Regions from separate parts of the Homo sapiens genome. Here region 1 is linked to region 2. A link is a contact called in ENCODE Hi-C or POLR2A ChIA-PET data. All regions are on one chromosome and are shown on one strand. The core of a region is the stretch at or near the end of the contact, and the rest is flanking DNA. Distances in the headings are between cores, read along the strand shown. Region 1 has its middle 80 kb from the start of NCOR2. Region 2 has its middle 96 kb from the start of SCARB1.

Region 1 (5,535 bases), core at 443-2,942, 120 kb before region 2:
GGCATCTGCCACCACACCTGGCTAATTTTTGTATTTTTGGTAGAGATGGGGTTTCGCCATGTTGGCCAGGCTGGTCTCGAACCTCTGGCCTCAAGCAATCCACCTGCCTCAGCCTCCCAAAGTGCTGGGATTATAGGTGTGAGCCACTGCGCCCAGTTACGGAACTTTTTAACGGAGTCCTTACTATGTGCAGGTGCTGAGGCTAAGGTATTAGGGACACAGGGAGAGCAAAAAAGATATGACCTCCATCCCCAAGGGGCTCATGGACAAGCAGGACAGATGGACGTTAAACAGATAAACACACATGATTGCAGATTGCAGATTGCTTCACGACAGCTGCTCCAAGTCAGTGAGGGAGCTTTGGGACGGGCCGCACATTCTCCTTACAGGGAGATCTGTTTGAATGGGTCAAAGAGAAATAGTGGCCAATGCTTCTCTCTCCTCCCCCACGATTGTATATTCTATATACTTTTCTTAATTCCATTCTTATCAGCAGCTCTGTGAGGAAGATATTATCTCTATTCCCATTTTACAGATGGAACTGAAGCAGAGAAAGCTCACGTCGCTTGTCCAAAGTTACTCAGTTCAAGTGGCAGAGCTGGGATTTGAACCCAGGTGGTCCAGCTCCAAAAGCCCTAAGCCTGACTCTCGTCTGCCCCAGAGGGAGTGGCCTGGGGAGGCTGAAATGAATAGGATGCACAAGGCCAGTGTCATGGACTGGACGTGACCCCCAAGACGTCTAGTTGAAATCCCAGCCCCCACACGAGTGTTATTAGGATGGAGGCTTTGGGGAGGTGATTGGGTTAAAGTCATGAGGGCGGAGCCTCCGGGATGGGCTTAGTGTCCTTATAAGATCCAGCACCTCCACTCTCTCTAGGGGCACGCACTGGTGAAAGGTCGGGGGAGCACACAGGGAAAGGTGCCATTTGCAAGCCGGGAAGAGGGCCCTCACCAGAATCCAGCGTTTTTGGTATCCTGATCTCACACTTCGAGCCTCCAGAACCATGAGAAATAAACGTCTGTTGTTTGAGCCTCCCAGCTGATGGTATTTTACCATAGCAGCCCAAGCTAAGACAGCCAGGAAAGCAGGGACTAGCAGGGAACAGCACTGCCCTGGAGGGACCAGCATGTACTAAGGCCCAAGCTGCAAGCAGCGCGGTGGGGGAGGGAAGGGGCTAAAGACTGAGCACAGTGCAGGATGTGGGGCTGGGGGGGAGGGGGCGGCAGACAGGGGTCCCCACCCAGCCCCAGGGGGGCCAAATGCGGAGCTTTGAAGCTGCCCTTGATCCTAGCCCCACTGCAAGTCAGGTGTCATGAGAGTTCCTTGGCCGCTGCCGGCATGAAATGGAGTCATATGTAGTTGATTCTCACCTGCATGGAATTCTTTCCCCTTCTCCTTTAAGTCCTAAGGAACAGGCTTCAAACCACGGTGTCGTGAAAAACCTAATTGCAATCGTGCTGGCCTACGAGGCCCCCAAACCTCCTGCTTCCTAGAACATCTGTGGGTGCACACAGAGCCCTTCCTGCAACTTGCCTTGGGCGCTTCCCTAGTCTCCAGGGCCTCTGGAGGGGCCCCGCCTCCCAGAATCGGGGTGTCTACCTCGCCCACCCCAGCCGCCCGCCTGTGGAGGGAGCAGCAGCTTCACGTTCACACCCCAAACTCCACAACCCCTAATTAGACACAGGCACCGCGCGAGCGGAGATGGTGGGTGAGGTTCCTGTTTAGTGAAAGTGTCATTTCATTTCTCTCCCTGCTTTTGAAACTCGCTGCTGGTAACACAGATCGGAAAAAAGAGAACGCCCACAGAAACCCGAGCGCGGGGGCAGGGTGGGCGCGAAGCAGCGAGTACACACACATACACGCCGCGTGCTCACGTGGCTGGGCTCCCCACGCAGACACACACCGCTCCCCTGCCTGGGTGGAGAGCCGGGGCCCAGGAGCCAGACATCCCGGATTCAAATCCTGCCTCATGCAAGGGGATCGGCCACTCTTGGCCTGCAGTTCCCCAACTGTAAAGTAAGGAGGACTATTTAGAATGCCCCCCTCCCCCCAACTCTTCTACCTGGCTCTGTGTCCCCTGGGGCTGACCCACATAGGCTGCATCAACAGACTCCGACCTGCCGGCCTCTGGCTGAGGTTGACCAATGGGAATCACCGGCAGCAGATGGAGGGCAGACAGGAGGAAGTAGGGGCAGTCATCCCCCGGCTCTTGCCCACCAGGGCTGAGGTTTGGGAGTGGCTGTGTCCCTCTCCTGACATCACAGCTCCTTTGGGCAGCGCTTTTTTATTTTTCTTTTTGAGGCAGGGTGTCACTCTGTAGCCCAGGCTGGAGAGCAGTGGTGCCATCATAGCTCACTGCAGCCTCAACCTCCCAGGTTCAAGCAGCCTTCTCACCTCAGCCTCCCCAGTAGCTGGGACCACAGGTGCACGCCACCACACTTGGCTAATTTTTTGATTTTTTTGTAGAAACGGTATCTTGATATGTTTCCCAGGCTTGTCTCGAACTCCTGGGCTCAAGCGATCCTCCCACCTTGGCCTCCCAAAAGTGCTGGGATTACAGGCGTGAGCCACTGTGCCTGGCCTAGCCTGTTCTTGCAACTGCCTGTATCAGTCTTCTGTTGCTGCTGTAACAAATGGCCACAGACACAGTGGCTTCAGGACACACATTTATCATCTCCGAGCTCTGGAGGGCAGAAGCCCTACATGGGTCTCACTGGGTTAAAATCAAGGCATCAGCAGGTGTGCTCCCTCTGGAAGCTCTAGGGAAGAACCTGTTTCTTGCCTTTTCTGGCTTCTGGGGGACACCTGCCCTCCTTGGATTATGGTCCCTTCCTCTGACTTCAAGGCTGGCAGTGTAGCATCTTCAAATCTCTCTGACTCTGACCTCCTCCTTCCACTATTAAGGACCCCGGTGATGACACTGAGCCTACCTAGGTAATCCAGGATAATCTCATCTCAGGGCCAGCTGATTAGCAATCTCAATCCATCTGCCTCCCTATTTCCCCTTGCCATGTAATCTGACATAGTTGCAGGTTCCAGAAATTAGGATGCGGACATCTCTGCAGACCATTATCCTGCCTCCCACCGGACCCTCACTGGTTCTAGGCTCTATCCACTCTCCTGCTCCTTCAGGATTAGGACTACTAAGGGGGTCCCATGGTGCCACCCCCTCAGTGCCACACCCCCCCCCCCACTGTTTCCATAAATCCCACCCACCCCCCTATAATCATCCCTTCATTTCATCACCTCAATGGCCCCCATTTGAGCTGTCACCTGCAGGGACCTAATTAGTGCAGATAGTGAGATACTTGCCTTTTCCAGCTGAGGAATAAAGGACACATCACACATACCTGTCAGCCCCTCAGGCTGGTGCCTGGCACACGGCAAATGCTCAGCCACCTTTACAATCATAGTGTTTTATTTCTCTCACTAGATGCAGGCCCCCTTGTAAGTGGGAACTATGTACTGTTCTCTCATTTTTACTAGCCTTTGGCCTAGCTGCTGACAAAGAATTTCCAATCAATTTATTCATTCAACAAACATTTATCGAGCCCCAGCTAGACTCTGAGAGACAGAAATGAGATGATCTGACACCAACAACAAACAAACTTGCCCTCAGGAAGCTTCAAATCTAGTGAAGGAGACAACAGTTATACCAGTCATCATATAAACACACAATTACAAGATCACATCTCCTCCCAGATTCTCATGGAGGGCCTCCTCTGGACCAGCCAAGGCACTGGGCTTTTCAGGAGTACAGAAGTGAGGGAGGTATAATCCCTGCCCTCAAGATGTTGATAATCCCGTAAGGAAACAATTGGTGAAACAATCCTATAAGGAAACAATAAGTCCTACGCAGCCAGGACAATAGCAGCCAGCACTAGGCAGTGTCCACGGGTTTGTGCAGGCAAGCCTCACTTCAGTGAGGCAGTGGAGAGTGAACTCAGCAGGCCTGGGTTGTCCAAACCCTGCACATTCCAAAGAAAAGAATGGACCTTGATCAGCTCTGGACATAACCTTCACACCCTTGGAATATCATGCCTGATATGAGTGTCTTTGTATCTGGGCCAGGGGCCACACCACGTGGTTGATGCTAACAACCTGACTATATTGAATGCCTGTTTTCATTTGCCTGGTGCCCTGAGCCACACAGAATATTTGACCACTGTAGGGGCTGGAGAGTGAGTAACTGAGGTCAGCTACGTGGACGCTCCATGCCTATGTGCCTGACCCCCAATAAAAACCCTGGACACTGAGGCTCAGGCGAGCTTCTCTGGTTGGCAATTCTTTGTGTGTGTCATCACACAGTTTCTGGAAGAGATAAGTGCTGTTCATGCAACTCTGCTGGGAGAAGATAGCTGGGAGCTTGTGCCTGGCTTCTCCTAGCCTCTGCCCTGCACACCTTTTCCCTGTGCTGATTCCTGTCTGTGTCCTTTTGCTGTAATAAACCATAGCTACAAGTATGACAGCTTTCTGAGTTCTGTGAGTCCTTCCAGCAAGTCCCTGAACCTGAGGGTGGCCTGGGGGACCCGTGACACAGACCCTATAAGGCCCCTATATATAGTTTTTGAGACAAGGTCTCACTCTGTCACCCAGGCTGGAGTGCTGCAGTACAATCACAGCTCAATGAAGCCTCAACCTCCTGGGCTTAGGTGATTCTCTCACCTCAGCCTCCCAAGTAGCTGGGACTACAGGTGCATGCCCCACATCTGGCTAATTTTTGTATTTTTTTGTAGAAACGGGGTTTCACCATGTTGCCCAAGCTGGTCTCAAACTCCTAGGCTAAAGCAATCGACCCACCTTGGCCTCCCAAAGCTCTGGGATTACAGGCATGAGCCACCATGCCCAGTCCCCTATGAGACCCCTATTTTACAATCAGGGAAATCAAGGCTGGGAGCGGTGGCTCATGCTTGTAATCCCAGCACTTTGGGAGGCCGAGGTGAGGGGATCATGAGGTCAGGAGTTTGAGACCAGCCTGGACAACACAGTGAAACCCCATCTTTACTAAAAATACAAAAATCAGCTGGGCATGGTGGCAGGCACCTGTAGTCCCAGCTACTCAGGCAGCTGAGGCAGGAGAATCACTTGAACCCAGGAGTTGGAGGTTGCAGTGAGCCAAGATCGTGCCATTGTACTCCAGCCTGGGTGACAGAGTGAGACTCCATCTCAAAAAAACAAAAATGAAAACAAACAAACAAACAAAAAATCTGGGAAATCAAAGCCAAATGGTTTAAATGATGGCCCCACAGTCACATAGGAAGCAGCAGAGCTGGGGTTTGAATTCAGGTAGCCAGGCTTGCAGTCTGGCCTTGCCATGCCACTGGGTGCTAACAGACTGTGGTCAGAAAGAAGGAGGGTCCAGTCTGCCTGAGGCATTAGGAGCCACTTGGCAGGGGTGGGAGGATTAATTTGCATAGGACCCTAAAAATCAATAGTTACACCTTTTTTTCCTAATCATACGTGAAATAGGTATTCTTTATTGAAAAAAAGCAAGCAATAAATAAGTTGTGTTTGGCACAAAATGGACCCCTCTC
Region 2 (5,020 bases), core at 675-3,174:
TTTCCCAGGGGAGTGGAAGTCCCATTTTGCAATGGAAGCTGAGGAGGTAAGTGAGATCTGGTTTGCAGAAACATGTGCATCATGGCCAATGTTGCTCAAACATCTGTTCCTGAAAGGGGGAAGAAAAAAAAAAGCTCCCTCTTAAAAGCCTCCCTCTGCCTCAGTCGAGGACTTCTAAATGCTATGAAGTTTGCTAGGGCTAAGGCTTCATGGCAAACGTGTTGTGAAATCTGGAAACACTCATGACTCCAGAGATATTTGGCCTTTATGCTCAGACCCTCCATCCAGCCTAGCTCCCAAGACTTCAGAGAGGAAAGTCAGAGAAACAGCCCCCACCAGGGCAGTGCACCTTATTCTTCCCTCAGCCAAACCTCCAGGCTTCTCCCTCCCAGTTCTCCTGCCCTCTCTTTCCTGTTTTGTTGTGGGTTTCGGAGATCCAAGCACTATTTTTAGACATGTTTATTCTTACTCCTCTTCTTCCCCTCCCATTCTTGACCTCTCTGGAATGAGCCTGGATGCTCCCCTGCCAGGGGCTTTTCTGGAGTGATTGGACACATGCTTGGTATGCGGGGGGCCTCTTTCTAGATGGAGCTGGGACTGGATTTGGGGGAAATGAGCCTTGCAACCTCCTTTCCTCTCCCAGGCTCCTCAGAAGCTCTAGAGCCAGGACCTGTGTGCATTCATTGCCTTTGCCTGGAAATTATGTTTCTTGAAGCTGGGTTCCCAAGTTGAGTTTCACTTGGGATAAGGGATAAGATAAAGTGGGATGCCTCAGCCAGCACCCACAGCAAGCTCTGGTTCCCAGTCAATGAGGAGGTATGCAGAGTAGCTGATAAGCATGTATGCCCCCCAACCAGTGGCCAATATTCATATCCAGACTCCGATCCTTTCCAGCCATAAGACCTTGGACAATGACCTCGCCTCTCTGTGCCTCAGTTTCCTCATCTGTAAAATGAAGATGATGATGATAACAGCACTCGCCTGGGTTATGATGAAAACTAAGTGAGCATATGCCAAGGGTTTAAAATAGTGCACGGCACTCAGAAAGATTCAATGAATGCTAGCAACAGTCTGTTCCAGGAGAGCAAGCCAGGATGCCAGAGCTGAGCTTGCCTGACTGGGCTGGGAGTGGCCGGCATTGAGATTTTCTTTTTTTTTCTTTTCTTTTCTTTTTTTTGAGACAGAGTCTCACTCTGTCGCACAGGCTGGAGTGCAGTGGCACAATCTCAGCTCACTGCAACCTCCACCTCCCGGGTTCCAGTGATTCTCCTGCCTCAGCCTACCCAGTATCTGGGATTACAGGTGCTCACCACCATGCCCAGCTAATTTTTGTATTTTTAGTAGAGACAAGGTTTCACCATGTTGGCCAGGCTGGTCTTGAACCCCTGGCCTCAGGTGATCTGCCCACCCCGGCCTCCCAAAGTGCCGGGATTAGGGGTGTGAGCCACCGCGCCTGGCCCAGTGTTGAGATTTTATATCTTCTGGGCATCTGAGGTTTGGATCAGGATTGCCCATCCCTGGGAGACCACAGCCAGCCATTTGGCCTGGACTCTGAGTTCACAAAAACACCACAAATCAGATTTTGGAGAAGATCTTGAATGTACTGTCCTAGAGCCCCACACCACCAAGATTAAAAGAACTGTGATAATTTCCCCTTTCTAAATCCTGCCCTCTCTGGACATGGTTCATTAAGAATTTTGCAAGCCTTGTAACTTCACAAAAATATATTGCATGACTATTTCATGTATGGAAGCTGTTAAATTTTTACATGTAAACATACAAGAGAACATAGTTCTTGCAGCCTTAGTTCATCAGTTTTTCATTTTTTATCTTTGCTATGTCCAGAGCCTCAAACAACAGACGTTTCCCAGCCCCTGGGACCGCCAGAGAGACCCGGGCTGCTGGGGCCTCCCTGAATCTGGGGCCGCCCTGAAGGCTGGACCCACAGCGCCCCCTGGCGGCCACAATCCGCACGTGCAGCCTCTGGCAGGCCCTGGGCAGGTCTGCAGAACTCCCCTCCCGCAACCACATCCCCAGCCTCGCTACACCCCAGATCATTTATTCATTAACTCAGCAAAGACTGATTTGCATGCATGCCCATGGACCACGAACCCCACAGAACTCGGTGCCTGCCTTCAGCAGCGTAAAGTCTAAAGAGGGAGACAGCGCGACCAATTGCTCACACACACAAAAAAGATCCACCTTGCAAATATAGCCTCACCCCTCAGCCTCCGTCTTCCCATCTGTGAAATGGTCCCCTCAAGTCTCCCTGCTGTACAGGTCACTGGATAGCTCCATGAAACATGTGCTCCCCTGAGCATCAAAAGGGGCTGCTGTTATTTGTGCTGTTGCTACGTTGGGATTCCTGGTGGTGCTTTCTCTCTCTGGCCTCTCACATTCCAGATGCCCTGGGGGTGGGTGGACCGGGATAGGGGATGAATCCGGTGTGGGTGACACAACAACCTCAGTGTCCTGACTCCTCCCTCTGCAGCCCCCACAGGGAGTTCACAGCCATTCAATCCATGCTGAGCTAAGCCCGGGTCTGCACTGGGGGATCGGGGCCCTACTTGCTCCCAGCCCCACCTTCCTGCCTCCCTCCTCAGTTAGTGGCACCTCCCTCTGGCTCACACTTGTAATCTCAGCACTTTGGGAGGCAGAGGTGGGCCGATCGCTTGAGGCCAGGAGTTCGAGACCACCCTGGGCAACATAGTGTGACTCTCTTTCTAAAATAATAATAATAATAATAATAATAATAATAATAATAATTTAAAAATTAGCCAGGTGTCCTGGCATGTGCCTGTAGACCCAGCTACTCGGGAGGCTGAGGCAGGAGGATTACTTGAGCCCAGGAGGTCGAGGCTGCAGTGAGCTATGATCGCACGACTGCACTCAAGCCTGGGTGACAGAGACCCTGTCTCAAAAACAAATGAAAATGGCCTGGCGCGGTGGCTCATGCCTGTAATCCCAACACTTTGAGAGGCCGAGGCAGGCAGATCACAAGGTCAGGAGTTCGAGACCAGCCTGGCCAACATGGTGAAATCCCGTCTCTACTAAAAATACAAAAATCAGCCATGCATGATGGCGGGCGCCTGTGATCCCAGCTACTTGTGAGGCTGAGACAGGAGAATCGCTTGAACCCAGGAGGTGGAAGTTGCAGTAAGTAGAGATTGCACCACTGCACTCCAGCCTGGGCGACAGAGCGAGACTCTGTCTCAAAAAAGAAAACAAACAACAAACAAGCAAACAAAAACAAATGAAAACTAACAAACAAAAAGCAGCCCCTCCCTCCCCCTGGCCGTCAGGCTCAGACACTTGAGAGTCTCACTGGACGCGTCCTCACCCCTCCCTTCCCACATCCAGTTTAGCACCATGTTCTATGAGCTCCAGCCCCTAAAAATACACCCCGCATCTGTCCCTTCTTCATCCACTGCTCCGCCCTGGCCCAGGCCACCACCACCACCACCACCACCATCTGTCACCAGGAGGAGGGCCACTGCCTCCAGCCAGACCTCCAGCATCCACGCCTGCCCCCGCAGCCTCTCCCACAGCAGAAACAGCAAACGCAGCCCTCCCTGATGGAAAAATCTCCAGTGGTTTCCCACTGTACTTAAAATCCTAACTGCGAGGCCCCCCAGCTCTCCACCTCCATCTCCCTCCAACCCCCTCCCACTGTGATCGTGTAAAATATTTATTTGGTCTTCTGCCTTAAAATCCTTGGAATCTCCAAAGTGTTTAGTTTGCCAATGACTCACTGGTGGCCAGCAGCCCCTAGGCAGCTTCAGGATGGGGACTGGTCTCAGGAAAAACCAAGTCAGCGCTACAGGACTGGGACTTTCAGCCCAGTCCCCAACCTCCAGCAGTGAGGGGAGAGAGGCTGAAGGTCAAACTGATCACCAATGGCCTGTGGTTTAATCAATCATGCCCATGTATACAAAAACCATATACATATAGAGAAAGAATGAATAAGACCTACTATTTGATCCCACAACAGGGTGACTATAGTCAAGAATAACTTGATTGTATATTTTTAAATAACTGAAGGAGTGTAACTGGATTGTTTGTAACACAAAGGCTAAATGCTTGAAGGGGTGGATACGCCCTTCCCATGATGTGATTACGTCACATTGCATGCCTGTGTCAACACATCTCATGCACCCCACAACTGTATACACTTACTATGAACCTACAAAAATTAAACATTTAAAAATTTAAAATGATATAATTTTAAAAATTACGCCCACCTAATGAAGCCTCCATAAAAACTCAAGAGGACAGAGTTTTTGAGCATGGGAAGGCTCCTGGAGGGTGGTGTCCTGGAGAGCATGGCAGCTCCATGCCCCTTCCCCATGCCCTTTCCCCGTGCCCCTCCCCCATGCCTCTCCCTAGCATCTCTTCATCTGTATCCTTCTAACATCCTTTATAATAAATAAGCTCAGTGCTTCCCTGAGCCCTGTGAGCCGTTCTAACAAATTAATTGAACCCAAAGACAGGGTCGTGGGAACCCCAATTCACAGCTGGTCTGTGAGAAGCACAGGTGACACATCCCAGGGCTTGAGAGGGGCATCGGGAGTAAGGGGCCGCCCTGGGGTCTGAACCCTCGACCTGTGGGGTCTGACACTGCCTCCAGGTAGACAGCGGCAGAATTGAGTTGAATCAGAGGGCCCCCAGCTGGCATCCGCTGCAGAATTAGGTGTTCATTTGATCTGCTGTGGGGGGAGCCCCCCATATTTGGTCACAGAAGTCTTCTGTGTTGATTGTTGTGGGGTGAACAGAGGAGGAAAAGCAGTTTGCGTTTCTCCCACTCAGTCCCACTCTCTGGGCTCCAGCCACAGCGCACCGTTTCTGTTCTGCGTGTTGCTACCCCAGGCCCTTTGCACATGTACTTCCCGGTTCCTGGAGTGCTCTTCTCCAGATTCCCATGAAGCCTTCAGGAGTTGGCACTTCTCAGAGGAAACTTCCGGAAATGTGCTCTCATCTAAGCAGCCCCCCTGCCCAGCACCTCTTCTCCGGTGCACCCCCT

Evidence for each region. A loop is a pair of places that touch in the nucleus more often than their neighbours do. ChIA-PET counts read pairs that join two places held with the same protein, here RNA polymerase II (POLR2A). Pooled maps may share reads with other maps.
Region 1: a pooled map shows a loop between it and region 2 (2.4-fold over the local background). The contact joins two enhancer-like sites. A Hi-C loop is called at or near these places in 7 of 168 maps with a recorded cell type or tissue (IMR-90, dorsolateral prefrontal cortex, endothelial cell of hepatic sinusoid and 3 more) and 14 of 50 pooled maps. POLR2A ChIA-PET finds 5 or more read pairs at or near these places in 4 of 52 experiments (AG04450, MCF 10A, Panc1 and 1 more).

Annotation. Positions count from the first base shown.
Region 1 is chr12:124,644,904-124,650,438 of GRCh38, forward strand. No RefSeq gene overlaps it. Among named protein-coding and RNA genes, the nearest start is that of NCOR2, 80 kb to the left of the region's middle. RefSeq lists an enhancer at 1,192-1,801. Within about 2 kb of position 1,693, at least 3 of the 41 ENCODE cell types and tissues checked have a DNase peak (open chromatin) inside an H3K27ac peak, as active enhancers do.
Region 2 is chr12:124,765,212-124,770,231 of GRCh38, forward strand. No RefSeq gene overlaps it. Among named protein-coding and RNA genes, the nearest start is that of SCARB1, 96 kb to the right of the region's middle. Within about 2 kb of position 1,925, at least 14 of the 41 ENCODE cell types and tissues checked have a DNase peak (open chromatin) inside an H3K27ac peak, as active enhancers do.